Regions from separate parts of the Homo sapiens genome. Here region 1 is linked to region 2. A link is an interaction called in ENCODE POLR2A ChIA-PET data of the cell type or tissue named here. Cell type or tissue: GM12878. All regions are shown on one strand. Each heading gives the region's core, and the rest is flanking DNA. Links, peaks and the distances in the headings are about the cores only.

Region 1 (14,812 bases), core at 6,445-8,944, 140 kb before region 2:
AGCAACAGAAACTATCCCTGAGAAAGTGAGTACTTACTAGATAAAGACTTTAAAACAGCTGTCTTAAAGGTTTTCAAAGAACTAATGAAAGATATGAATAAAGTCAAGAAAATGATATATTAACAAAATGGAAATATCAACAAAGAGATAGACAACCTAAAAAGAAATTTTGAACCTGAAAATTAGAATAAGAAATGAAAAATTCACTGGAGAGTTTCAAAGGCAGATTCGAGCAGTCAGAAGAGAGAATCAGCAAACTTGAAGACAGAACAATTAAATGTATCAAGTCAGAGAAACAAGAGGAAAAAAAAAGATTGACTTGAACAAAGCCTAAGGGACCTGTGGGATTGGGATACCATCAAGCAAACCAACCTATGTATTATGAAAGTCCCAGAAGGAGAAGAGAGAAAGCACGGAGAGATTATTTGAAGAAATAATAGCCTAAAACTTCCCAAGTTTGATGAATGACATGAATATAAACATACATGAGGCTCAGTGAACTCCAAGATAGGATGAACTCAAAGAGACCTCCACTGAGTCATATTATAATCAGACTGTTAAAAGACAGAGGATCTTGAAAGCAGTGAGAGAGAAGCAACTCATCACATACAAGGAATCTTCAATAAGATTATCAGCAGACTTCTTGTCAGAAACTTTTAAGGCCAGAAGGCAGTGGGCTGATATATTAAATATTTAAAGTGCTAAAAGAAAAAAAAACCTGTCAATCAGGAATCCTACATCCAGCAGAAGTGTTCTTCCAAAGTATGGAAGAAATTAAGACATTCCCAGATAAACAAAAGGTAAAAAAAATTCATTACCACCAGTCCCGCCCTGCGTAAATACTGGAGGGAGTTTTGCAGGTTGAAATGAAAGGATGCTAGACAGTAACTCAAAGCTGTAAGAAGGAATAAAGCTCTCATTAAAGGTAAATACATGGGCAATTACAAAAGCTAGTATTATTGTATCAACAGTTTCTATTCCACTTGTAGAACATTGTGGGCAGGGAAGGCAAATCTATATCCAAAAATACATTTATAATCTAGTAAAGGAAACTTGCTGCTGCTTTTTAAAGTCAACTTGATACTAGACAGCTGTATAATCCCTCTAGAAATTCGGTGCCATATTAGGGGTTCAGCAGTGGCCTCTGCCATTGGCAGGTTGAGTACTCAGCAAGGGTCATAACCAGATTTGCTATGGTGAAAGGAAGTGTGTAGCCTTCATCCCTGCCACCAAGGGAAAGAGGGCAACTGACATTCATGGATTGGGTTACCTTATCTTCCTGACCATTGAGAGTCTCCGCCACAGGGGATTGTCTTGGGGAAACAGTCATATGAGACACGGTCTTCACACTCTATCCATTCTGAGAGGTTAAGTCACATAATTTTTCTCTATACTTTAAGCAACTTTCCCATATTTTTTCCAAGCTTTGACTATTCAGCTAAACCATCAGCCACTGCCCGTGAATCAGTATAGATCTGTATTTCTGGCTATCTCTCTGACCAAGCAAATGGCCAATCAGATACATTGCTCTAAGTTCTGCCTGCTTAGAAGATTTCTCTTCCCCTGTGTTTTTGGTCACTCCTGTGTGGGGCTATAATATTGTAATAGTTGACTTTGAGAAGGTATCAGCATATCATGCTAAGTCATTTGTAAACCAAGCTAGAGGTTTTTCTTCCTATATTAGATGGCCACAGGACCTTAGTTAAGGGTTGATGAAGAGGTAGCAGTACAGCAGGAGTATGCGCCATAGGAATCTAAGCCATATATTCCTGCAACTTTTCCAGTCTTGCTGGAGCCTGATTTCAAATATTGCTTTCACTTGATGGGGGATTTCTGTTGCATGTTCAGTTCATGATGAGTGGCTCAGGTTGCATGATCACATAGTATCCTGTGGTCAGGTATTTGGCCTCTACCAACATGCACTAGTAAGCAAGAAATTGTTTTTCAAAAAAAAAAAAAAAAGGTTATCTGCAGAATAGGGCATAACTTTGCTCAAAAATGAATCTGCTATGGGTACCGAGAAAAGGCTCTATTCATAGAATGACCATGTACTTTATCATCCAAACCAGGACATATATGAGAGGGAAAAGGGACAGTAGTAATAATTATTTGGCGATAACAGGTGAAAACTCAGGCTATCATTGAAATCCAGGATGTATGGTACCCTATCTGTACAGCACACCTATTTGCCATAGTCCTTTAGAAGCCATTTGGACCTGCTGAGTCATATGCCCAATGGAAGAGCAACTTGCATTACAGTTGGGACCTGTTGTAGAACCTTGCCTTGCTCTGGACCTCACTCAAAACTAGCAGCCTTGTGGGATACTTAGTAAATGAGTTAGAACAGCACCAAATATTTTATGTCACTTCTAAAATTTAAAAGGGGGATGGGCACGGTGGCTCACGCCTGTAATCCCAACACTTTGGGAGGCCGAGGCAGGTGGATCACTTGAGGTCAGGAGTTCGAGACCAGCTTGGCCAATGTGGCAAAACCCTGTCTCTACTAAAAATACAAAAATTAGTCAGATGTGGTGGCGGGCGCCTGTAATCCCAGCTACTCGGGAGACTGAAGCAGGAGAATCGCTTGAACCTGGGAGGCAGTGGTTTCAGTGAGCCAAGATCACACCACTGCACTCCAACCCCAGGCGACAGAGTGAGACTCCATCTCAAAAAATAAATAAATAAAATAAATAAAAATAAAATCCACAAAGGCCAGTGAAACTTTGTGATTTTTTTCCTACAAGTAGTGTAAGATAAATAAGAAGCAAGGTACAGGATTATGTCTTTCACATTAGAAGTACATCACAACATGCTTCAGATACCTGGATAACAACAAAAAATTAATCCATATCGTAGTACCCTGAATTTTGATGGGGGAGGGGGCTTACCTCCATCCTGTAACACACAGGTATCTTACTAAGGCATCTAGGGTGTTTGCAACTTTTCCTGCTCGCCAGGTCCAGTCAGTATGATATTCTGTAGGATATCAAAATAACCAAGATCCCGGAGTTGATATGGCCCCAAGAGAAGAGGAAAAAGGTGTACTGTTGTCCCTGTCAGGTGAAAGCAGACTGCTTTTGGTAGTTCTTATTAATTGATAAAGAGAGAGAAAGAAACATTTGATAGGTCCTTAGCTGTATCCACAGTGCCAGGGGCTTGGTTGATTTGCTCCAGTAAAAAGATTCCACACCTGGAATAGCAGCTGAAAGTGGGAGTCACCTCTTGATTAAGCTTACAGGAATCTACAATCATTCTTCAAAACCTGTTTTCTGTACAAGCTAAATAAACAAAGGATATCTTCTTCACAATACATAACAATCTTCTAAACAAGAGATGTTAAACAGGGATGTCATAGGAATCATTATCCTTCCATCTTTTTAATCTTTAGTGATGGCAGTAATCTCTGCAATTACCTCAGGGATTCAGTATTGTTTTTGGTTTACTATTGGGAAGAAAAGTTCCTGGGGTTTCAATTGGACACTTCCTACTATAATGGGCTATATACTTTGTTGCTCAGTAAATAAATGTGGGTGTTCTGCCAGTTGTTTAGTATGTCAGTTTCAGTTACACGTTCAGGGTAGATATGTGACTTCACTGGGTCCATTGTGAAACAGACTTTGGCTAAATTTTCATTCTTCCATCTGACCTTTATGATCCCCCACTTTTGAGTGATGGTCCACCATGCCTTTCATATCCCCAGAGATGAGCACCAATTTGCAGACACTGTCTAGTAATCCTTACAAGGCCTAATTTAGCACTGTTCAGTAGAACTTACTACAGTGTTGGAAATGTTCTATATCTGTGTTGTTCATAGTGTAGCTACTAGGCATATTGAGCTCTTGAGCACTTGAAATGTAGCTAGTGTGATACAGGAACTGAATGTTCAATTTTATTTAAGCTTAATTAGTTTTAAGTTAAATGTAAATAGGAACTGAATGAGAGGCCATGGCTCTTTCTTTGGACAACTCAAATCACTTTTTGCCCACCAGATCAAGGGTTTTCTGGTGATCTACATCACTAATAATTTCAAATCATCTTAATTCAATTATAAAAATTGAAATTATTTGAAGCTAGTCTTCAGTCTCTGCAACGTCCATACTATTTCTAGTGTATACGTCCTCCGAGGGTTTGGTTTTCTAATGACCTAACTTAGAGCATGAGTAGTCAGGCTTCTATTCTGTGGCATGCCTTGGATTCCAATTTTCGCCCCTGGCCCAGCAGGGTTGTCAGAATCTCTGCTCAACTTCTCAGCCTCTCAGCCACTTCTGGAGTCAGCAGACAGTCCTAGGGGAAAAGTGTTGCATGAACCCCTTTGGATTTCCTTCTTTTTTCAAATCTTAGCGCCATAATTCTTCACAGCTTGTTAGTTCCCAGGTATCTTAAGGCAGATTGTTTTTAAATGTATATTTTGTCTGGGTTTTCTAGTTTTTTACTCAGGGAAGAGTTGGTCCCACATTATTTAGTTTGCAACACTATAAACCTTTCTATTTATTTTGGTACCTAGAGTCACTCAGGATGGAATCAGCTTAAGCTAAATTCCTGACTGGGTGTTTTCTGAATCACTCTGATGATACAGATTTGGGCTACAGTTTTGCAAGAGGACCAGTCTGCCCTTCCCCTTGTCTTTCTCTGTTCACTCCAAGACAGTTTTCTCCTGGCTATGGGATAAGGAGAATAGGTTTAGTTTTGGTTAATTTCACCCTGAGGGTGTATCCCTTTAGGATCCGAAATTCATATAAAGGGTCTCTGATTAAACTCCCCACCTTCAGGGTACCCTGGGCTTTGATTCTCTAGCCCCATGATACTGTTAAACCATAGTTCAGTTTCAACAGGATAAGTATATGCCCTCAAGGCTTGAGTGGCTTCCTATGTTAAGTTTCTCCCTCTGGGTTTTTAGATTTGGCATACTGCTTCCTTTCTCTCTTCACATCTCTTATACATATTAAAATGATGGATCCACCACCACGGGGAATGGTGGTGTGTGCCTGTAGTGCCAGCTACTTGGGAGGCCAAGGTGGGAAGATCGTTTTAGGCCAGGAGTTCAAGTCCAGCCTAGGCAACCATAGCAAGACCCCATCTCTACAAAAGAAAATAAATAAAATGATGGATCTTTTTTCTTTTTATATTTTATTCATCATTCTAGTTGTTTTCAGTGGAAAGCCTAGTTACATAAAATAAGGCAAGTCTCCCCCACCCTGCACTTTCATGTTCTTATATATGAGGGGGAGAATAAATGTATTCCTACCTGCATCAGAGTAGCAGTTGAAATCAGCACGCTTTGAAAGCTGTGGGTTGGCCAGGCATGGTCACTCACACTTGTAATCCCAGCACTTTGGGAGGCTGAGGCAGGAGGATTGTTTGAGCCCAGGAGTTTGAGGCCAGCCTGGGCAACGTAGTGAGACCTTATCTCTACAAAAATAAAAATAAAGCTGTGGGGCTCCAGACCAATACCATTGTCATTATTTTCTTCCCACTCATCTATCTAGATTCAGTATGCTCTGTGGGTTCCTTTTCTGCTAGCCTCTTAAACGTTGGTGCTCCCCAGTCATCCACCCTTAACCTACTATTTTTCTTTATCTTTATACTCTTTATTGGTGGCCTCCTCTTCGCAAGTCTTCTGAATTATAAGCCTGTTTAGCCTACTTATCAAACTCCTCACACACATCCCCATGCCATTAAGCCCTCCTTCTCGCTCTCTCCTCCTTTCTTTCCTTTCCTGGCCTCATTGACTGGCACTTCTTCCCACCTACTATGTAGTTGTCCAGGCTAGAACCTGAGCATTAGCCCAAATTTTGGCCTCCCTCATTCCACACATACATTCAATCACCAGGTGCTGTGAATTGTACTTTCTAAATTCTTCTCAAACCTGCTCATTGCTGTTATCCTCCTGTTTGGTCCCAGTCTGCAGTTTCTTGCCTCCCAGCCCATCCTCCTATCTGTCAGCCAGAGTGATCTTTCTGAAATGCACATGTGATTCTATCACTGCCCTGCTTAAAGTCCTTTAGCAGGTTCCCACTATCCTAAAGATAAACTCCATTAACATCGCTCAAAGCTTTTCATGGCCTGACTCTGCCTGCTTCTCCATCCTCCTTTCTCTTCACTTTTTCCATTCATCATATACCTCATCTATTCTGAACTATTTGTGTCTCCATTTCTTGCTATTTTTTTTGTCTGGGTGAGTTAGGGGAATCATATTTGACCCATTCTATACGTAGACTACTCTATTGCTTGTTTTGAGCTGGAATCTGCTACTTTGGCTCTTTCATTAGGCCTACTCTCTTTCTGCTTCAGACCATACAAGTCGGCGTTCTCAGGCACGACCAGCACAGAGCAGAGGATGAATTGTTACCTCCTTTCTTTTAGTCACTATATTCCAAATAACGCCACCTGAAAGAGCACTAGCTTTTTAGTAGCCACATCATAATCCCCTTTTACACACACACAGTTTGTTAAGCCATGTCTCCCTTATTCTGTGTGTTTGCACAGTTGGTGTTCTGTATCTTAACACAGAAGCTGATCTGACATTTGTCGTAATGTAAGTACTTGCTAAGTTTCATCTTGTTTGTTGCAGCCCTTGGTTCAGTCTTTTGAGCAATATTTTTAGCCTAATCGAAAGTCTTACAGTGTAAAGTAAAAGAAATCCCCCTTTACCATACAGATAGAGGATCTAGGCCCAGAGATGCTCAACACCAGCCGGAAGTCACACAGCAAGCAAAGCAGCAGCAGCACCGGAGCCAGAGCTCAGGGATCCTGGCCACCCTTCCCATGCATCTTCTAATATGGTACACAAATTCCCATTGCTGAATCCAACCACTGCACATACCCTTAGCTTCTGAAAAACTTTCATTAAATCTCTCAGATTTTAAGTAGTAGTAATTCTGTTTGGCAAGAGAAGTGATAATAAAAATAGCACCACTCTGAACAGCTGGAAACCCCGGCTTCTCCACTACTGACAGACTTTGCCACTTTGAAGAGCTTTTCTTCCAAAACTGCCACAGGAGGGGCTCGGTGGGAAAGCCTGCTGCTTTCCTCTGAAGCTAGACATCTGTCTTCTCACCCATCTGATGGCTGCCCCTCTATTTTAAGATGTCTATTTTAGAGACAAAAAATGAAACTTTCCCATGCTATAATTAGGGTAGAACTTTAAAAAGACGAAGTAGTGTAACTTGTCACAAGAGACGAGACAGAGCCAGCTTCTGCATTATGGAGCTTAAGAGGAATTTTTTAAAGGCTTATTTCTTAGCTGTTTCATATTTCACTAGAGTAAAATTAAGATTGGCCAATCAATTATAAATCAACACAGCTGCTGTGCACTGTTCTGTAATAGCTCAGATAGAGATTAAAAATTCAATGTATGAAAGTTGGTCCTTCCAGAAAGAGGAAAGGGCACACTCATGACCTTGAAATATTATGAAGTATAAAAGCTTCCTGCCTTCTCTGTTAAGTGTCTCTGGTCTTTGGACTTCAAGCCTGTTCTCTACAGTGCTGCCAGGTCTCTTTCTGAAAGTTTATCTGACCTGTCCCTTTTTCCAGTCAGAACTGTCATAATCTATAGAAGTCTGTCAGTGTTAGGATACAGAAAAAAAGGCAGGGGGGAATTGATTGTAAGAACATTGGGGAATCTCACAGCCGTGCCTGAGGGTCATGCTGAACATAGACCCTGAGCACCGTGGAGCAGCCTGGAAGTTCTGTCTCTCAGCTTTCACACCTCCTCCTCTCTGTGACTTGCCACATTTTTCTTTACAGGTGGGCTGCCTGTGTCTTTCTAGACCTCATGATGGGAAACATGGCTGCCTATAGCTACTAATTATGTTACAGATCCAGCCACGAAGAGATTATTTTTTTCCCTGTTCTCTCTTTTTCACATTGGTTAAAAGCATGACAATTCCCTCTCCATTCCTCATGGTTTTGCTTAAACATTGCCTTTCCCGAATAGGCGCCTTCCCCACATACTTCTTTTATGGTGTTTGTCTCACCACAGGCTGCGTGTCCACCTACTCCACCTAGAGGGGAGGGATGTGTTCTTTTATTTGTAGTCTCAGTACCTGGCCACATAAATATATGTTAAAGAAATTCATGAGTGTGAATGAACGAATTAATTAGTAATACATTCATTTAGAATATACCCTCTCTAAATGCACCTGTGAAATATCCCTGACTTCAGGTATACATTACTGTCCTAGCTTTTGAACTCACTGCCAACCTTTGTTAAGCTCTCTCTAGCTCAGGCATCAGCTCCCCCTTCCATTTCCCCACCCTTTAATCCACATGGGGCTAGTAGAGGTGAATGTGAAAGGTGTGATTTGGCAGTGGAAAGGGCATGGGATTTGGAGTCAGGCAGACCCAGGTTCTAGTTTGAGTCATCCCACTTTCTAGCTATGCGACTTCAGGCAAGTTGCTCTGAGCTTCATTTTGTTAATCTGTAAAGGAGATAAATAATACCTATCCTTGGATAACACATACAAAACATATCGCACAATGCCAGAAATGCATTAGGTGCTAAAGAAATGTTTGTTTCCCTTCCTCTAGTTGTGTGTGTGTTTGTGGCTTATATATGTGTATACTATATGCATTTGTGCCTATGTGTACTATTTTGGTGTGTGGGTGGCATACAGTATGGAGGGAAGAATGAAAACGTTATTTGTGTCATCTGCCTGTGTGGAAGAGAGTTACCTAGGTCTCATCTACCTGGAGGACACAAGTGAGGTCACATTAATGGCGGTACTTAAAATGCCACCACTTCCTGCCCACCCCTGTAATTCAGGGCATCACCCCCATAAATCTCACTCTTAGGTATTTCTGGGAATCTTCAGAGAGTTTGAGTTTAAGGAGAAACTTCTCCACTCCTTACTCATGTGTTCATTTTATGAAGCCACTTGAGAAGAGAGCCTCACTGCAGCCAGGGGTGGTGCCCTCAACCCACCCTACTTTACCCTACTAGGTGGCAAAGCTGTGGTCTATAACAAGGGCATTGTCTCCTGGTGCTCCCAGTTACCAGTCTACTAGGTGACACAGCATAACAAGGAGTCTTCCTGAGTCAAAATTGTGCAGTGATCTGCAGAATGCTCCCTCCAGCTTGGTCATGCCTCTTTCACCTGGCATTTTCTATAAGCACTACCTATACAATCCCCCATCCTGCCCTAACCTGGTTTCAATGATGTGTGTAACCTTTCTCCATACAGAAGACAATATGGTATGTATAATAGTGTTTGGGAAAGGAGAAGGTGGGGAAGGAATTATACTTTCTGTGCATCCCTATGGGGACCTCTTTTGGGCACTAGAACCGTTCCTAAGCTGGTTAGTCCTCCTAATTGATTCCCTGTCCTCCATGGCTTCCTGGGAATGGTGGAATTTGTCCCTCGACCTTGCTCATTACCCAAGATCTTTGCACTCACAGGGAGGCATCTGTAACATCGCTGACAAGCAAGAGGTACATCCTGAGGTTCCCAGCGCTGGAGACACTGATGCTGGATGACAACAGACTCTCCAACCCCAGTTGCTTTGCCAGCCTGGCTGGGCTCAGGAGGTAAAGCCATAAGCCTTTCTCTGCTGGGCCTCCTCTAATCCCCAGGCTTGCTCACACTCTGAGTGCTGTTCTGGAAGCCAAAAGGTTTGGGTTTAAAGCCTAGCTCCACAATTTATCTCTACTGTGTGGCCATGGGTAAGTCATTTCTCCCCTCTGAGCTTTGGCTCCTCCATAAAAATGGCCATGAGTGAGGACATTTCTGATCACATGACTGAATTAGAAGCAGCAAAGAGAAAGGAAAACAGGAGGAGATTTTACCCAAGATAGGATTCGGACCCTGACAGTAGAGACAGGAAAATTTTTTAAAATATTGAGAATCAGAAAGAGAAATTTAATTCCTGAATTCTAACTGAAGTAAAGAAAATAGTGGCATTTACATTGTTAAGCTTTACTTCTCTGGAAAATTTACTTTGGTTTCAACTACCATTTACTGAATACTACTTTGTGCCAGGCCATTTACATATTGCCTCATTAAATCTTCACAAGAACCCTGAAAGGTTAATAAATATTATCCCCATTTTAGAGACAGGGATATTGAATCCCAGAGAGAGTAAGTCACCGGCTCAACGTCACACAAGAGGAATAAGTATCCAAGCCTGATTCCATGTTTTTTCCCTAAAGTTGCTTGGTAAACAATCCTGAGGTATCATTATTGCTATGATTCTATATTCACTTTCCTTAATTGAAGACTGAAGAAGTTAAGCTTGGATGAAAACAGGATTATCAGGATCCCATACCTACAGCAAGTTCAGCTCTATGACGAGTCAGTAGACTGGAATGGAGGCAGGGGAAGTCCCCATAAAGAGCCCCAATTCATGCTGCAGTCCAAGCCAAGGATGCTTGAGGACTCAGATGAGCAACTGGATTATACTGTACTGCCCATGAAAAAGGATGTTGACCGGACAGGTGAGTGACACCCCTTGTCCCAGAAATTCTACCCTCATGGTGGAAATACACTTCTGAGAGTTTATTCTGAAAGTCTCACTTGGTCATGGTGAATATCACGAATTGAATTTGCTGATTCTTTGTCAAGGATGTTTGCATCTATGTTTGGGAGATGTGTTGGTGTATTGATTTCTTTTGTTACAGTATTCTTGTTAGGATTTATAATCAAGGTTATGCTTGCCTGATAAAATGTGTTTTGGAAGTTTTATTTCTGTTTCCTAGGAAAGTTTATATACTATTATTATTTTATCCTTAAATTTTGGAAGAATTCACCATGAGACCACCTGAGCCTGGAGTTTTCTTTGTAGAATGAGGTTGAAATTATGCAACTTTAGAAGCTTGGAAGAGGTGCTCCTGACACCTGAAATTTAGACCTCTGGGGAAGCGGTGCTGCTTGGCTGCTGGTGTCTCCGAGCTATGATGGGCTTCATGTAGCTGAGACCCAGATCTCTGAGGATACTGGCCAGCTGGTGCTGGTGCCTGTGGAGGAGTCACAGTGAAGCTAGTTTATAAAAGTTGGAAAAACTGCAAACTAGATTCAGCTACTGCTGGGGAAAGACTTGCTAGACTACAGCAAAAACAAAACAAATCAAAAACCACATTATTCCAGTGGCATTCACAGGAAGCACAAGCAGTTAGGAAACCCATGGGAAGCAGATAGGAAGAGATAAGCCCCTTTTTCCTCTTCCAGCTTTGCAGTCTCCCTTTAGCACCACCCATATTGTCAGAGTCTAACAGGAAACCAGCGGTCAAAGCAGAAATACGGTTTTGAGAGCCTCAGCTCCAGCATTCTAAAGCAGAATAAAGAAAGATGGATTTCAAAGTTAAAAATAATACTAATAACTGGCCGGGCACAGTGGCAGTTATTTTGGGAGGCCAAGGCTGGAGAATTGTTTGAGGCCAGGAGTTTCAGGCATGCAGTGAGCTATGATCATGCCACTGCCCTCTGGCCTGGATGACAGAACGAGACCCTATCTCTATAAAAAATTAAAAAATTAGCTGGGTGTGATGGCATGCACCTATAGTCCTGGCTACTGGGGGCTGAGGCAGGAGGATCCCTTGAGCCTGTAGTGAGCTATGATCACGCCACTGCTCTCCAGCCTGGCAGCAGAGTGAGACCCTGTCTCTACAAATAATAATAGTAACAACTTAATAAAGGGCACAATTATGTTATTCAGATTCTCCCTAAAATAATTTTCTGTCTGCTTGGTTTGTTAACTTTGGAAATAGGTATATTAAAGTCTGTCCCCACTGTTGTAGATTTGTCAGTATCTCCTTGCATTTCTGGCTTTTTTTTTTTTTTTTTTTACTGTGAAGTTGGTTTGGTTCTCTGTTATTAGGTTTGTGACTTTTATCTTGGTAGGTTGTGTATTTTAATCGTTGTAAAATATCCCAGGTAGATAAATAATTTTGGTTTTGACTTGGGCCTCTATTTTGTTTGATATGAATATTTATTTTAGGATATCTTAAAAACAATATAGTACTGCATATTTTTGCTTATATGATTCTTAATGAGTCTTTTTTCATAGAAGAATTTAACTCACATGGTGATTATTGATACATTTCACCTTATTTCTACCATTAGTGTGTTTTCTATTTACCTATGCTTTTTCTTTTTTTTCTTCTTGTGAGCACTAAGTTTTCTTTCAATTCCAATCTTTTCACTAATTGTTTAAAGCAAGAAATCTCATGTCTGTATCTCTAATGGTTACCCTAAAACTTTTTTTTTTTTCTTTTTAGAGACAGAGTCTCACCCTATCACCCCAGGCTGAAGTGCGGTTACACGATCGTGCTCAAACTGTATTGTTGAACTCTGGGGCTCAAGTGATCCTCCTGCCTCAGCCTCCCAAGTAGCTGGGACCACTGCACCTGGCTATTACCCTAAAACTTTTAATTCACATTTTAAAACTCACTTTTGTCTATCAACACCTAGAATCAACCAAATACATGTCTTCTTTTTTAATAAGAAAATTTTAATATGCATCTATCTATGCCACCCTACTCCCATCACTTCCCATAATGTAATAAACTCTAACAATAATTTAGATTGGTTTTAATTTTTAAAATTATATACCAATGATTCTTTAGACTGAAAGATTGAACCTCATTCTTAGGTTCTTTATCATGTGTACATATGTATAACTTAGGAGCAGAGACTTCTGTTTACAATACAACTCAGGTCCTAATACAGTATAATTTTTAATCTCTTCAAAGTTCTTCTTACCCTCTTATTTTTTTTCTTTCATCCTTAATTCCTACTCCCATTTCCTGTTTTCATATAAATGTCTACTTTTATCTTGGATATATTTTCCTGCATATATGTATTTATCTTTGTAAAATATATATTATTTTGTGTGTAATGTGTTTGTAATTTACATAATGGTAATATGGTCTTGAGCTCTTTCTGTTACTTGATTTTTTCAGTCAACATTGTTTTTAAGACCTTTCCTTCTTGCCATATGTCCATCTAGTTATTGGCTTTTTATTTTATTTTTTTGAGACGGAGTCTCACGCTGTTGCCCAGGCTGGAGTGCAATGGTGCGATCTCCGCTCACTGCAAGCTCTGCCTCCTGGGTTCTCGCCATTCTCCTGCCTCAGCCTCTTGAGTTCCTGGGACTACAAGCGCCCGCCACCATGCCCGGCTAATTTTTTGTATTTTTAGTGGAGACAGGGTTTCATCATGTTAGCCAGGATGGTCTCGATCTCCTGACCTCATGATCTGCCTGCCTCAGCCTCCCAAAGTGTTGGGATTACAGGCGTGAGCCACCGCGCCCAGCCTAGTTACTGACTTTTAACTAATGCAGAGTATTCTACAATATATGCTCTAAACACATTTCACACATCTCTTCCCTTACTGATGAACACTTAGGTTGCTTATAACTCTCTTACTACAAATGGTGCTACAATGAACAACCTTGTGAACATCTTTTGCATATACCACTGTGCCAGGGTTTTCCTGGAGTATTTACCCAGAAGTGGGATTGATGGATGACAGAGTATATGTATATGTAGTTTTAAAAATTGCCACCTGATTGTTCTTCAAAATAGTTGCTTCAGTGTACACTCACACAAGTAGTACATAAGGGTTCTTGTCTTCCTATGTCCTTATCAATACTTGGTATTATCTTACTTTATAGTTTTTCTAAGTTTTATTATTCTGGGTAGGTGTAAAGTGATATTTATCTTTAAAAACTTTTTAATTTATAATTTTTGTGGGTACATAGTAGATGTACATATTTATGGGGCACATGAGATATTTTGGTATAGGCATGTAATATACTCTTTTAGTTATTTTTAAATGTACAATTAAATTAAAGTATTATTGACTATAGTCCCCCTGTTGTGCTACCAAATACTAGGTCTTATTCATTCTATTTTTTTTGTATCAATTAACCATCCCCACCTCTCCCCCAGGCCCCCACTATCCTTCCCAGCCTCTGGTAACCATCTTTCTACTCTCTGTGTCCATGAGTTCAATTGTTTTGATTTTCAGATCCCACAAATAAGTGAGAATATGCAATTTTTGTCCTTCTGTGCCTGGCTTATTTCACTTAACATAGGGACCTCCAGTTCCATCCACGTTCTTGCAAATGATAGAATCTCATTCTTTTTAATGGCCGAATAGTACTCCATTGTATATATGTACCACATTTTCTTTATCCATTCATCTGTTGATGGATGCGTAGGTTGCTTCCAAATCTTGGCTATTGTGAACACTGCTGCAACAAACATAAGAGTGCAGATATCTCTCTGATATACCGATTTCCCTTCTTTTGGGTATATACTCAGCATTGGGATTGCTGGATCATATGGTAGCTGTATTTTTAGTTTTGTGAGGAACTTCCAAACTGTTCTTCATAGTGGTTGTGCTAATTTACATTCCCAGCAACAGTGTATGAGGGTTCCCTTTTCTCCACATCCTCACCAGCATTTGTTATTGCCTGACTTTTGGATAACAGCCATTTTAACTAGGGTGAGATGATATCTCATTGTAGTTTTGATTTGCATTTCTCTGATGGTCAGTGATGTTAAGAACCTTTTGATATGCTGTTTTCCATTTGAATGACTTCTTTTGAAAAATGTTTATTCAGATCTTTTGCCCATTTTTTAGTCAGATTATTAGATTTTTCCCTGTGGAGTTGTTTGAGCTCCTTATATATTCTGATTATTAATCCCTTGTCAGATGGGTAGTTTGCACATGTTTTCTCCCATTCTGTGGGTTGTCTCTTTGTTGATTATTTCCTTTGTTGTACAGAAGCTTTTTAACTTGATGTGATCCCATTTGTCTATTTTTGCTTTGGTTGCCTGTGCTTGTGAGATATTACTACTCAAGAAAATTTT
Region 2 (2,500 bases), core at 1-2,500:
AGCCTGAAAAGTAGAGGCTGTAATGTGCCATGATTTCATCACTGAACTCCAGCCTGGATGTCAGAGGGAGACCTTGTTGGGGGGTACAAGGAGAGTAGAGTCTACATTGGCTGATTGTTTCTTCATTTCTCACTCAAGCTATTGAAATGACTCCTATCTTCCGTACTTTTACTTATATAAATGGCATCAAAGGATACATATTCTTTTGCAACTTTTCCTTTTGCAAGTATTTTTTCCAGATTTATCCATGTTGATATATACCCAGTTCATTCATTCTAACAGCTGTAGAAACTAATTTATCCCTTCTCCTATCAAAGACAACTGTTACTACATTTTCTAGTACTACAGTGCTGTAATGTGAGCATCATTGTGTGTGTGCATATGTACACAAGAGTTTCACTATGGCACACACCTATTAATGGAATCTCTGCATAGCAAGGAATCTATCTCTTCAACCTTACTAGATATGGCCAAACTGCTCTCCAACGTGGTTGTATGGCAACTTATACTCCTCCAGCAGTATATAGGTGCTCATTATTTATAATTAATCAATTACAAATTATAGCAGTCTGATGGCATATCACTGGTTTAATTTGCATTTCCCTGATTGCTAATGCTGTTGCGTATCATTCTAGATGTTTACCAGACTTTCAGTTTCCTTCTTCTATGAAATGCCTATTCAAATCTTCTCACCATTTTTCTAATAAGCTATCTGTCATCATAATGATTTGTAGTTCATATATGTTGGATATCAATCTTTTGTCAGTTACTTCACTGCAACTATCTTCTCCCAGCCTCTGGTTGGTCTTCTTACTTAATCTCTTTTTCTGTTTCTGGTGTGTTTGTTTTGTTTTGTTTCTTTTGAGGCAGGGTCTCGCTTCTGTCACCCAGGCTAGAGCACTCACTGCAGCCCGAAACTCCTGGACTCAAAGTATTCTTCCACCTCAGCCTCCTGAATAGCTGGGTCTACAGGCACACCCCACCATGCCTGCCTAAATTTTTATATTTTTTTGTAGAGACAAGGTCTCCCTATGTTGCCCAGGCTGGTGTTGAACTCCTGGCCTCAAGCAATCCTCTCACCTCAACCTCCCAAAGTCCTGGGATTATAGGCATGAGCCACCACGCCTGGCCCAATTTTTAACTTTAATGTGGTCAAATTATCAATCTTTACATTTTTTGTTTGTTTGAAAGCCTTTCTCTACTCCATTTTCATAGAGATAGTCCTAGCATTTTCTAAGTTTTACAGTTTGACCTTTAATCCATTTACAACCTTTTTTTTTTTTTTTTAAGACAGAGTCTAGCTCTGTCACCCAGACTGCAGTGCAGTGGCGTGATCTCAGCTCACTACAGCCACCGCTTCCCAGGTTAAAGCGAATCTCCTGTCTCAGCATCCTGAGTAGCTGGGACTACAGGCATGCGCCATCACGCCTGACTAATTTTTGTATTTTCAGTAGAGACGGGGTTTCCCCATGTTGGCCAGGCTGGTCGCAAACTCCTGACCTTGAGTGATCCGCCCACCTCAGCCTCCTGAAGTGCTGGGATTACAGGCGTGAGCCACCATGCCTGGCTCTACAAATAATTTTTTGCATATGGTGCTAAAGATCTATTTTTTTCTCTAAGGTTAGCTAACCACCCATGAAAAGTAAAAATGACACCTTTACCCTAGTGATTTGTAATGGCCACTCATTATCCACCAAATTTAAATATATGAGGGCATGTTTCTATGCTCTTTAATTTTAACATTAATTATTCAACCACCCTGATACCAATACTTCACTGTCTTAATTAACATGGCTTTAAACAGCTTGATATTTGAGAAAGCAAATCCACCCATCGTGTTCTTCAAAATGGTCTTGACTATTCTTGGCCACTAATCATCCTTATTGATAAATTCCACTTAAAAAGCAAAGACAGTGGCTGGGCACAGTGGCTCACACCTGTAATCTCAAGACCTTGGACAGGCCAAGGCAGGGGGATATCCTGAAGCCAGGAGTTCAAGACCTGCCCTGGCAACATACTGAAACCCCATCTCTATTTTTAAAAAATAAAAAAGAATGGGGAGGCCGAAGTGGGCGGATCACGAGGTCAGGAGATTGAGACCATCCTGGCTAACACGGTGAAACCCCGTCTCTACTAAAAAAAAAAAAATACAAAAAATTAGCCAAGTATGGTGGCGGGCACCTGTAGTCCAAGCTATTCGGGAGGCTGAGGCAGGAGAATGGCGTGAACCCAGGAGGCGGAGGTTGCAGTGAGCCAAGATCGCGCCACTGCACTCCAGCCTGGGCGACAGAGCGAGACTCCATCTCAAAAAATAAATAAAAATAAAAATAAAAAAGAATTATCCAGACGTGGTGGCCCGTGCCTGTAGTCCCAGCTACTCGGGAGGCTTGAACCTGGCAGGTGGAGGTTGCAGTGAGCCAAAATCACGCCACCGAACTCCAGTCTGGGTGACAGAGTGAGACTCTGTCTCAAAAAAAATAAAAATAAAAAAAGAAACTTT

Evidence for each region. Peaks named below come from ENCODE experiments on the same cell type or tissue, not always from the same donor. Only the 100,000 strongest peaks of a DNase experiment are listed, where the experiment ranks them.
Region 1: POLR2A ChIA-PET joins it to region 2 with 5 read pairs; 1 of 35 experiments calls an interaction of 5 or more read pairs at or near these places.

The regions. Positions count from the first base shown.
Region 1 is chr11:74,901,859-74,916,670 of GRCh38, reverse strand. It overlaps XRRA1 (X-ray radiation resistance associated 1), which reads left to right. Exons shown (of 19, transcript NM_001378157.1): 9 at 9,398-9,526; 10 at 10,215-10,432. Among named protein-coding and RNA genes, the nearest start is that of XRRA1, 40 kb to the left of the region's middle. In GM12878, for the core only: no CTCF peak of the experiment used is centred there; no DNase peak of the experiment used is centred there; H3K4me3 peaks cover 687 bases.
Region 2 is chr11:74,767,394-74,769,893 of GRCh38, reverse strand. The region is part of intron 1 of RNF169 (ring finger protein 169); the gene reads right to left. Among named protein-coding and RNA genes, the nearest start is that of RNF169, 20 kb to the right of the region's middle. RefSeq lists a silencer at 1,387-1,476. In GM12878, for the core only: no CTCF peak of the experiment used is centred there; a DNase peak (open chromatin) is centred at 1,383; H3K27ac peaks cover 925 bases.